3 separate regions of the Homo sapiens genome follow, and regions 1 and 2 are each linked to region 3. The links are chromatin contacts, found by Hi-C or POLR2A ChIA-PET in ENCODE. All regions are on one chromosome and are shown on one strand. Each heading gives the region's core, a stretch centred on a gene start or an enhancer-like site at or near the end of the contact. The rest is flanking DNA. Distances are from core to core; before and after follow the strand shown.

Region 1 (3,248 bases), core at 306-2,805, 260 kb after region 3:
AAAAAAAAAAAAAAAAAAAAAACGCTGGGATTATAAGTGTGAGCTATAGCGTCCAGCTAATATTTTGGGTTTTGTGGGCCACAACAATCTCTGTACCAAAGTCTTTTGTAAAATATGAAAAGAGAATTGTTTAAAAAAAAAAAAAAAAAGGTGTTGGCTGGGTGCAGTGGCTTATCCCTGCAATCCTAGCATTTTGGGAGGCCATGGCAGGAGGATCACTTGAGCCCAGGAGTTTGAGACCAGCCTGGGCAACATATTGAGACCTTGTCTTTACAAAAAAAGTTTTAAAAACTTGCATAGTGAGGCTGGGAGCCATGGCTCATGCCAGCACTTTGGGAGGCTGAGACGAGGTTCACTTGAGCTCAGGAGTTTGAGACCAGCCTGGGCAACATGGAAAGACCCCGTCTCTAAAAAAATAAAAAATGAAAATTTGCTGGGCATGTTGACGTGCTCCTGTAGTCCCTGCTTCTCGGGAGGCTGAGGTGGGAGGATCAGTTGAGCCTGGGAGGTCAGGGCTGCAGTGAGCTCAGATCGTGCCAGTATGCTCCAGCCTGGGTGACAGAGTGAGACAGAGTAAAACTCTGTCTCCCAAAAAAAGTTCGGGGGGTGGGGAGCCTTAAGATTTTGCACACTGCTTAGATCAATGTTTCTCTAACTTCATGTGTGCAGGAATTACCTGGGGATGTTGTTAAAATGTATGTTTTGATTGGTTCAGTCTGAAATGGGGCCTGATTATTCTGCATTTCTAATAAGCTCCCAGGTCAATAATTTGAGTAGCAAGGCTCTAGAGCAGATCTTAATCATTTCTAGATCACAGTCCCTTTGAGAATTAATGAAATTTATGGACTTTCTTCCCCAAAAACATATATTGAAAATCTTGTGTGCAACTTCAGGAGGTTCATTTGTCCTCCTCCTCAGAAAGTCCACCTCAGGATTCTAGCTATTTAGTTTTGAAAACTGAAGTACAGGCCGGGCATGGTGGCTCATGCCTGTAATCCCAGCAATTTAGGAGGCCAAGGCAGGCGGATCATTTGAGCCCAGGAGTTCGAGACCAGCCTGGCCAACACTGTGAAATCCCATCTTCACTAAAAATACAAAAATTACCCGGGTGTGGTGGTGGATGCCTGTAATCCTAGCTACTTGGGTGGCTGAGGCACGAGAATCGCCTAAACCCAGGAGATGGAAGCTGCAATGAGCCTAGATTGCACAACTGCATTCCACCCTGAGGGACAGAGCGAGACTCTGTTGCAAAAAAAAAAAAAAAAGAAAACAAAACAAAAAAGAAAAATTGCTTTAGTTGTTCTGTAAATCCTGGAAGCTATACCTCTGTTTCCAAAGCCAAGGTATAAATTATTACTCTAGAAAACGGATAAGCAGAAGAGCAAAATAGTCTAAAACAAAAATCAGCATAGAGAGTTTTTGAGTTTGAGAGCCCCTGAGCACTGTCAGAATAGCTAAGACATTAAGAACTGTGAGAAATGAGAGTTCTCCTCAACCATCAGACCATGATAGGCCAGTTGATCTTGAAGCCTGACCTGATTTCATGGGGCTGGCATTTCCTTCCTGATTTCCTGTAATCACCTCCTCTCTACTCCCCATGATTCAGTGGTAGTCACAGTACCAGGAAGTGCCAACCTTTTCATTCTTGCTACTGAGATGAAGATTTTGGAAAAAGGAGAAGAAACCATGTGGTTTGGGAACCACCTTTCCTTTTTTTTTTTTTTTTTTTTTTGATACGGAGTCGCTCTGTCGCCCAGGCTGGAGTGCAGTGGAATGATCTCGGCTCACTGCAAGCTCCGCCTCCTGGGTTCACGCCATTCTCCTGCCTCAGCCTCCCCGTTAGCTGTGACTACAGGCACCCACCACAATGTCCGGCTAATTTTTTGTATATTTTAGTAGAGATGGGGTTTCACCATGTTAGCCAGGCTGGTCTCAAACTCCTGACCTCAAGTGCTTCATCTGCCTTGGCCTCCCAAAGTGCTGGGATTACAGGTGTGAGCCACCGCTGCTGGCCATGGGAACCACCTTTCCTAAGCATTAACACCAAACCACCTAGATGGGCAGATTTAACTGTGACCAACTTTTATATTAAAAGATAATGGAACTTTTTTTTTTTTTTTTTTTTTTGAGACAAAGTCTCGGCTCTGTCACCCAGGCTGGAGAGCAGTGGTGCAATCTTGGACCACTGGAACCTCTGCCTCCTGGGTTCAAGCGATTCTTCTGCCTCAGCTTTCCCATTAGCTGGAATTACAGGTGTGCACCACCCCACCTGGCTATTTTGTATTTTTTTTTTAGTAGAGACGGGGTTTCACCATGTTGGCCAGGCTGGTCTTGAACTCCTGACCTCAAGAGATCCACCCACCGTCAGCCTCCCAAAGTGTTGGGATTACAGGCATGAGCCACTGTGCCCGGCCGATAATGGAACTTTTGAAAACCAAGGGCTTGGTGGCCGGGTACACTGGCTCATGCCTGTAATCCCAGCACTTTGGAGGCCGAGGCGGGCAGATCACCTGAGGTCAGGAGTTCGAGACTAGCCTGACCAACATGGAGAAACGCTGTCTCTACTAAAAATTCAAAATTAGCTGGGCATGGTAGCGCTTGCCTGTAATCCCAACTACTTGGGAGGCTGAGGCAAGAGAATCACTTGAACCCAGGAGGCAGAGTTTGTGCTGAGCTGATATCGTGCCATTGCACTCCAGCCTGGGCAGCAAGAGTGAAACTCTGTCTCAAAAAAAGAAAAAAAAAAAAAAAGTAAAACAAAGGGCTTGGCATTATCAGTGCCAGAAAAATACAAGATTGAGAGAATGGGGAAACAGGAGGGACATAAACTTGGTGGGAGTATACATTTGTATGCAAAAGTAAAAGATAACAGACGAAGATGTTAACCCTGTAACACCGTAAAAGGAAATGTTAGAAATAACTAGATAGCCATAAAAATAGAGGATGATTCATTTAGTTCATGGTATGGTTGTGAAATACTGTGGCCTTGAACAAGTACCTTTTAGTGTCTCATTTTCCTCATCTATAAACAGGGAGGGAGTAAAGATAATAGATCCCTCCTTAGAGTTGTGAAGATTGAATTAGTAACCTGTGAAGCTGTTCCAGCAGTACCTGGTCTAGAAATAATAGTCTCAAAATTTCATTGCTTATTATTACTATACAGCCACTTTTTAAAATGAGACAGGTATGTATAAATATAAAAGGTCTAATATTGTTTTAGTGAATGTTGTACATAAAGAGATGTCCAG
Region 2 (3,325 bases), core at 34-2,533, 340 kb after region 3:
GTGACTATTAAAATGCAAAACCCAGGTTGGGCACAGTGGCTCACACCTGTAATTCCAGCACTTTAAGAAGCCGAGGCAGGTGGATCACGAGGTCAGGAGATCGAGACCATCCTGGCTAACACGGTGAAACCTCATCTCTACTGAAAATACAAAAAATTAGCCGGGCATAGTGGCACGCGCCTGTAATCCCAGCTACTTGGGAGGCTGAGGCAGGAGGATCACTTGAACCAGGGAGACAGAGGTTGCAGTGAGCCGAGATCACGCCACTGCACTGCCTGGGTGACAGACTGAGACTCTGTCTCAAAAAAAGAAAATGCAAAACCCAGCTGGGCGTGGTGGCTCACACCTGTAATCCTGGCACTCTGGGTGGCAGAGGCAGGAGGATCACCTGGGCCCAGGAGTTCAAGACCAGCCTGGGCAATATGGTGAGACCCTGTCTCTAAAGAAATTTTAAAATATCAGCCAAGTGGCCAGGTGCAGTGGTTCATGCCTGTAAACCCAGCACTTTGGGAGGCCAAGGAGGGCAGATCACGAGGTCAGGAGTTCGAGACTAGGCTAACAGGTGAAACCCCATCTCTACTAAAAATACAAAAATTAGCTGGGCATGGTGGCGTGTGCCTGTAATCCCAGCTACTCAGGAGGCTGAGGCAGGAGAATCGCTTGAATCAGGGAGGCGGAGGTTGCAGTGAGCCAAGATCGTGCCACTGCACTCTAGCCTTGGCTACAGAGCGAGACTCCGTCTCAAAAAAAAAAAAAAAAAAAAAAAGAAAAAAAAAAGAAAAAAGAAGGGCCAGGCGCGGTGGCTCATGCCTGTAATCCCAGCACTTTGGGAGGCTGAGGCAGGTGGATCACGAGGTCAGGAGTTCAAGACCAGCCTGGCCAAGATGGTGAAACCCCGTCTCTACTAAAAATACAAAAAATTAGCCAGGCACAGTGGCAGGCGCCTGTAATACCAGCTACTCGGGAGGCTGAGGCAGGAGAATTGCTTGAACTCAGAGGGCGGATGTTGCAGTGAGCCGAGATTGCACCACTGCACTCCAGCCTGGGCAACAGAGTAAGACTATGTCTAAAACATAAAATAAAATAAAGTAAAATAAAATAGAAAGAAAAAAAAATTAGCCAAGCACAGTGGCACATGCCTGTGGTCCCAGCTACTCAGGGGGCTAAGGCAGGAGGATTGCTTGAGCCCAGGAGGTCAAGGCTGCAGTGAGCTATGTTTGTGCCACTCCCGCCTGAGTGACAGAGTGAGACCCTGTCTCTAACAACAAAACCAAAACCAAAACCAAAGGAGGCCGGGCACGGTGACTCATGCCTATAATCCCAGCACTTTGGGAGGCCGAGGTGGAAATTCAAGACCAGCCTGGCCAAGATAGTGAAACCCCATCTCTACTAAAAATACAAAAACTAGCCAGGCGTGGTGGCACACACCTGTAATCCCAGCTACTCAAGAGGCTGAGGCAGAAAATTGCTTAAACCAGGAGGTGGAGGTTGCAGTGAGCCGAGATTGCACCACTGCACTCCAGCCTGTGAGACTCTGTCTCACAAAAAAAAAACAAAAAAAAACAAAAAAAACAAAAAACCAAAGGAGCAGAACAACCTACCTCACAATTTGAAAGCCTGCTATTTTCAGGAAGTGCTTGTCCTTCTATCCTGTGGTGTGATACACAGCTACCCTAACCCAACCAGAAAAGGCCCAAAAAAGGCATCAACTAAGGTCTCTCTTCCCAGAGTTCTAGACCATCAGAAATACACTGCTGAAAAGCCAATCAGTCTCAGAAAAAGTTGGCCTATTCCAGAAAAAAGCTTGTAGTTCTATCCAGAATGCAGTTCATTAAAGATCACTGCCTCGGGCTGGGTGCAGTGGCTCAGGCCTGTAATCCCAACACTTAGGGAGACTGAGGCGGGTGGATTACCTAAGGTCAGGAGTTGCAGACCAGCCTGGCTAACATGGTGAAACCCCCGTCTCTTCTAAAAAAATACAAAAATTAGTTGGGTGTGGTGGCGGGCGCCTATAATCCCAGCTACTCGGGAGGCTGAGGTGGGAGAGTCACTTTAACCAGGAGGCGGAGGTTGCAGTGAGCAGAGATTGTGCCACTGCACTCCTGCCTGGGCGACAAGAGTGAAACTCCGTCTCAAACAAACAAATAAAAAATCACTGCCTCTCCGCAGCCCCCGCTTTATTCTCACCCACATTCTATAAAAAGGGACCTATGCTCACTGTTACCCATCTCTTGCCACCATTCTCTTCCATCCCTTGCTATCCCTTCAGATTCCCATGAAAATTCCTCTCAAGCCAAGATTACTGCAATGCTCCTGCTAGCCCCTGGGCCTGGGTCTGAGATTCCAAGCTGCCATTGCCATTCCAAGCTGCCAGCTGTTGCCAGACTAGTATTTCTAAAACATCATTTTCATCATGGGTGCAGGCAGCTTGGAGAAGAGGAATAAGCACTTGAGGTGAGGGGAGATCTTGTGCAAACAAATCCATCCTTCTAGATCTGCTTCCTCATCTAAACGCTTGGGATGGCCCCTTCCCAGCTCCATCATTCCCCTGGCTTAAGAGCTCATAAGACTGTTTATTGTCACAAGGCCCTGTTTTTCTGATGGCCTTTTTTGGACCTTTACAAATAGACAGCATATCTATCTGACCTTATTTCCCACTATTCCTGAGAACTCACTGCCAGTGTCCTAACTGCCATCTGTTGGAGGTCCCTGTGAAGATTACCCTTCACCTGCAATCTTTTTCAAGATCAGTGATTTTTCTGTTGTTCACGCCTAATTACTGCCTTTAATCACCTTATCCCTTTCTTATTCCTTTTTAATTATACTAAGGACATGGCAAAACAAAATTCCCTAAAAGGATATTATGGTTTTAGGGATGCCATCCAAATTCTCAGTCAGGCACACCATAAATTTATAAGTCATAAGGAGGAGCTATGACCCCCTCAAAAGAAAAAAAGCCAAATAATGATCTGTGGGGAGAAGACACTTGAATTCAAGCAAAAACAGCTGCTCAAATGGTATTACCTAAGCGTTAGAGACATGTGTCATGACCTAAAAAAAGTAAAAGACTAGTATAAGTTTTATACACCATTTCTATGAAACTTGGTATCGAGTATTAATGCTGCATATTCTCCCTATTATCTCTGATCCCCCCCAACAACAGCCACTGTCTTCCTGCCCCAAGAATTACTTACCTTTTATCAGATAAGGATCCAACATCTGTGCCTGTTCAAACTTGAGGACAGAGTTTTTATTGTCTCCAGCTCTGAAGTACAGATCTGCCAAGCTTCCCAATAGGTCCACGTTATCTCGCAATAAGGATTTT
Region 3 (3,646 bases), core at 935-3,434:
ATTGCTCGAACCCAGGAGGCGGAGGCTGCAGTGAGCTGAGACCGCACCACTGCACTCCAGCCTTGGCAACAAGAGCAAAACTCCATCTCAAAAAAATAAATAAATACCAACTGTACGGAACTGTCTAGGACAGCATTTCTCAAACTATCTATGGCAAAGGAGTAGTTTTTATAATTTCTAGTCTGTCCCAGACCACTACATAGCCCTACTGTGCATGACTAATAACCAGTTCCCTTCATCTGCAAAGCATTCCAGTTCAGAGACACCTAGAACTGGTCTCTAAGTGCTTGGATGTTGCAACAATGTCAAACTGTTAAGTTTCTAAACACTCTCAATTTCTGTAGTCATCTCTTTGCAGATAACATAGTTTGCAGACTCACACTGGTCTGCAGACTACCCTTTGAGTAGTACTGTTCCACAGCAGTGGGTATCCAATGGGGATTTGGCGTACCGTGGACATTTGGCAATGTCTGGAGAGATTTTGACTATCTTGATTAGGAGTAGGGGGTGCTACTGGTATCTAAAGGCTGGGGATGCCACCAAACTTCTTACAGTGTTTATCATAGCCCCCCCACTGCCCCTCGCCCCCTGAAATCATTTATCCAACATGTCGTAATATCCAGGTTGAGAAACCCTGTTCTGAAGGATCGAGTGGGATAATGTGTGGAAACTATTTAGTAGAGTGCTAGGTACACAGTAAGTCGTCAACACATGGCAAACACTGAGTTCATGTAGAGTCAAGATAATCCAAAATGATACTAATAGCCACTTTGTAGATATACAGATGTACCAAGGAGATACAGTGGGAAGGGAAGACTTTGGCGAGGGGCAGATTTATTGTGAAGTTTGCCAAGCTTTAAGTTCCAGAACTCCTTCCAAAGCCAAAGCCATGCACACACACATATTTACGCAGCGTGTGTGTGTGTTGAAGATATCCTCCCACAACTTATGTTTCAAGCCCCCAAACAGGTTCTAGTATTGGCCTCATCATTTCCTAGCTATGTAACTTTGGGCAAATAACTTCACTTCTCTGAGTTTCATTTTCCTTATCTGAAAAATAGAGCTGCAACATCAGGTGCGGTGGCTCACACTTGTAATCCCAACACTTTGGGAGGCCGAGGCAGGAGGATTGCTTGAGCCCAAGAGTTCGAGACCCCCACCTCTACAAAAAGTAAACAACAACAACAACAAAATGAGCCAGGTGTGGTGGTGCACGCCTGTAGTCCCAGCTACTCGCCCGGGATGCTGAGGTGGCAGGATCACTTAAACCCAGGAGGCCGAGGCTGCAGTGAGCCAAGATCGTGCCACAGCACTCCAGCCTGGGTGACAGAGGAGACACTATTGTAAAAGAAAAAAAAAGGGCTGCAAACCGTACGTTTCTCATTAAGTTATTGTAAGGCTCAAATGAATTCGCGTATACAAAGTGCGTAGCACAAGACATGGGATGTAGGAAATGCTCAAAAACTGTTATCATTTTTGCAATAAATACTGGCTCCTCTGGGAAAGAAGAGGGGTGGGGTAAATGATGTGCCTTGTTGCCTAGCCTGAGCCCACACTGCCAGAGAGGAGAGGACCCAGAATGAGACCCAGGTCTCCCGATTGCAGTTCATTCATGGGCAAGCAGTACATATTGAGAGCTTACTGGACACCATGCCAGGCTTGAGACCAGCCTGGCCAACATAGTGAAACCCCATCTCTACTAAAAATACAAAAATTAGCCAAGTGTGGTGGTGTGCGCCTGTAATCCCAGCTACTCGGCAGGCTGAGGCAGGAGAATTGCTTGAACCTGGGAGGCGAAGGTTCTGGCACATATTGAGCACTTGCTGAGAGGCAAAGTTCAGGCCTTCTGCCCCAGGCTTTTGGAGAGGGAGTCTCGGGGCCCCCTGAGGGGCCTCACCTGCACCCCCCGCACTCACCCATCTCCCCACTCTATCCCCTGTCCGCTCCGTACATGCCCGGCTCCAGCACCCGGAGCAGTGAAAGCTCAGGCACTACCCGCCGCCCGCCAGCCCGAGGGCCGCTCACCCAGGTTCTGCCCTCGCAGCACCGCGTACGGCCGGCTCCGCTCCAGCGGATCCACGGGGCTCGGGGCCTCTGCCTCCCCCACCAGGAGGCTGCAGAGGCCAAGGTACAGCCACGGTAACGCTGGACGCAGCATCTTCCCCAGCCCTGCAGAAGCAGAGAGGCCACTTCCGTCGCAAGCCCTGCCTCTGTCTCCTCCCAGGTCTCTCTGCGTCGCTGCCACCGCCCTTAGGGCGCGCGTCATTGCCATGGTAACTGTGCGTCCTGGTCTAAGTTCCGCTTCTGCCTAAGATTTGTTCCGGATTAACGTTCCTCAATAACTAATGTTTCCCCCGGACCAACTTTCCGTTCAGATCAACTTTCCGTCTGTGCCAACGTTCGCCGCGATTACCGTTCTGCTGTGGTTAGCGTTCCCTCATCCATTGGGGTCGAGGTCTTGTAGGTCCATTTGGGGCCTATTGAAGATTTTTTACGAATCCATGCATTTTCTTATTAAACCTTCATTACGGGCCTGGAAAATAGATACTGTGTTTCTATAGTACAAATGCCATCTTCTCAGGGAGCCCTTGCCCAGACATCCTTTTCTAAAATTGCAACCCTCCCTTTCCCTTAATGTACATTCTCCCTACCTTCGTTCTCTTCCATTCCCCCCATTCACTTTAGACTCATCACCATTTACCTTATACATTTAACGTACATTTGATGATTTTCTGAGGACCTGCTCCGCCCTAGCATGTAAAGTCCACGAGCACAGCGATTTTGTTCTTGCTCTCTGCTCTGTCCCAGAGACTGGGGGAGAGAGAGACCCTCTCATTTTGTTTTATATTGTTTTATACTCAGTACCTGTTTTAAGAAGAAACAACAAGGAAGTGAAACCAAAGACGGGCAGCCCGGCGCCAGGCCCGAAACCAGGCCTGGGCCTGCCTGGCCTAAACCCAGTTTCATGTGTGTGAAGAGACCACCAAACGTGTGTGAAGAGACCACCAAACAGGCTTTGTGTGAGCAACATGGCTGTTTATTTCACCTGGGTGCAGGCGGGCTGAGTCCGAAAAGAGAGTAAGCAAAGGGTGGTGGATTATCATTAGTTCTTACAGGTTTTGGGATAGGCGGTGAAGTTAAGAGCAATGTTTTGCGGGCAGGGGTGGATCTCACGAAGTACATTCTCAAGGGTAGGGAGAATTACAAAGAACCTTCTTAAGGTTGGGGGAGATTACAAAGTACCTTAAGGGTGGGGGAGATTACAAAGTACATTGATCAGTTAGGGTGGGGCAGAAACAAATCACAATGGTGGAATGTCATCAGTTAAGGCTATTTTTACTTCTTTTGTGGATCTTCAGTTACTTCAGGCCATCTGGATGTATACGTGCAAGTCACAGGGGATGCGATGGCTTGGCTTGGGCTCAGAGGCCTCACACCCAGTAGCTAAAAATCAACTCATAACTTAGAAACCGATGTTATTCATAGATTCCAGACATTGTATAGAAGAACGTTGTGAAACTCCCTGCCCTGTTCTGTTTCTCTCTTACCACTGGTGCATGCAGCCCCTGTCACGTACCACCTACTTGCTCAAATCAATCACGACCCTTTCATGTGAAATCTTTAGTGCTGTGAGGAGCCCTTAAAA

What was found. A loop is a pair of places that touch in the nucleus more often than their neighbours do. ChIA-PET counts read pairs that join two places held with the same protein, here RNA polymerase II (POLR2A). Pooled maps may share reads with other maps.
Region 1: a pooled map shows a loop between it and region 3 (2.9-fold over the local background). The contact joins the enhancer-like site here to the promoter of C12orf76 in region 3. A Hi-C loop is called at or near these places in 2 of 50 pooled maps. POLR2A ChIA-PET finds 5 or more read pairs at or near these places in 4 of 52 experiments (CD8-positive, alpha-beta memory T cell, GM10248, GM12878 and 1 more).
Region 2: a loop to region 3 is called in a pooled map, with 2.4 times the contacts of the local background. The contact joins the enhancer-like site here to the promoter of C12orf76 in region 3. A Hi-C loop is called at or near these places in 2 of 50 pooled maps. POLR2A ChIA-PET finds 5 or more read pairs at or near these places in 3 of 52 experiments (H1, T-cell and WTC11).

What each region holds. Positions count from the first base shown.
Region 1 is chr12:110,311,601-110,314,848 of GRCh38, forward strand. All of the region lies in intron 5 of ATP2A2 (ATPase sarcoplasmic/endoplasmic reticulum Ca2+ transporting 2), which reads left to right. Among named protein-coding and RNA genes, the nearest start is that of ATP2A2, 32 kb to the left of the region's middle. RefSeq lists an enhancer at 3,033-3,112. Within about 2 kb of position 1,556, at least 14 of the 41 ENCODE cell types and tissues checked have a DNase peak (open chromatin) inside an H3K27ac peak, as active enhancers do; they include GM12878, where a contact is called at or near this core.
Region 2 is chr12:110,383,133-110,386,457 of GRCh38, forward strand. ANAPC7 (anaphase promoting complex subunit 7) reads right to left here. Exons shown (of 11, transcript NM_016238.3): 6 at 3,195-3,325. Among named protein-coding and RNA genes, the nearest start is that of ANAPC7, 19 kb to the right of the region's middle. RefSeq lists an enhancer at 1,609-1,668. Within about 2 kb of position 1,284, at least 3 of the 41 ENCODE cell types and tissues checked have a DNase peak (open chromatin) inside an H3K27ac peak, as active enhancers do.
Region 3 is chr12:110,046,338-110,049,983 of GRCh38, forward strand. C12orf76 (chromosome 12 open reading frame 76) reads right to left here and starts at 2,185. Exons shown (of 2, transcript NM_001389625.1): 1 at 2,026-2,185. The coding sequence starts at 2,158. RefSeq lists a silencer at 1,894-1,953 and an enhancer at 2,874-3,133.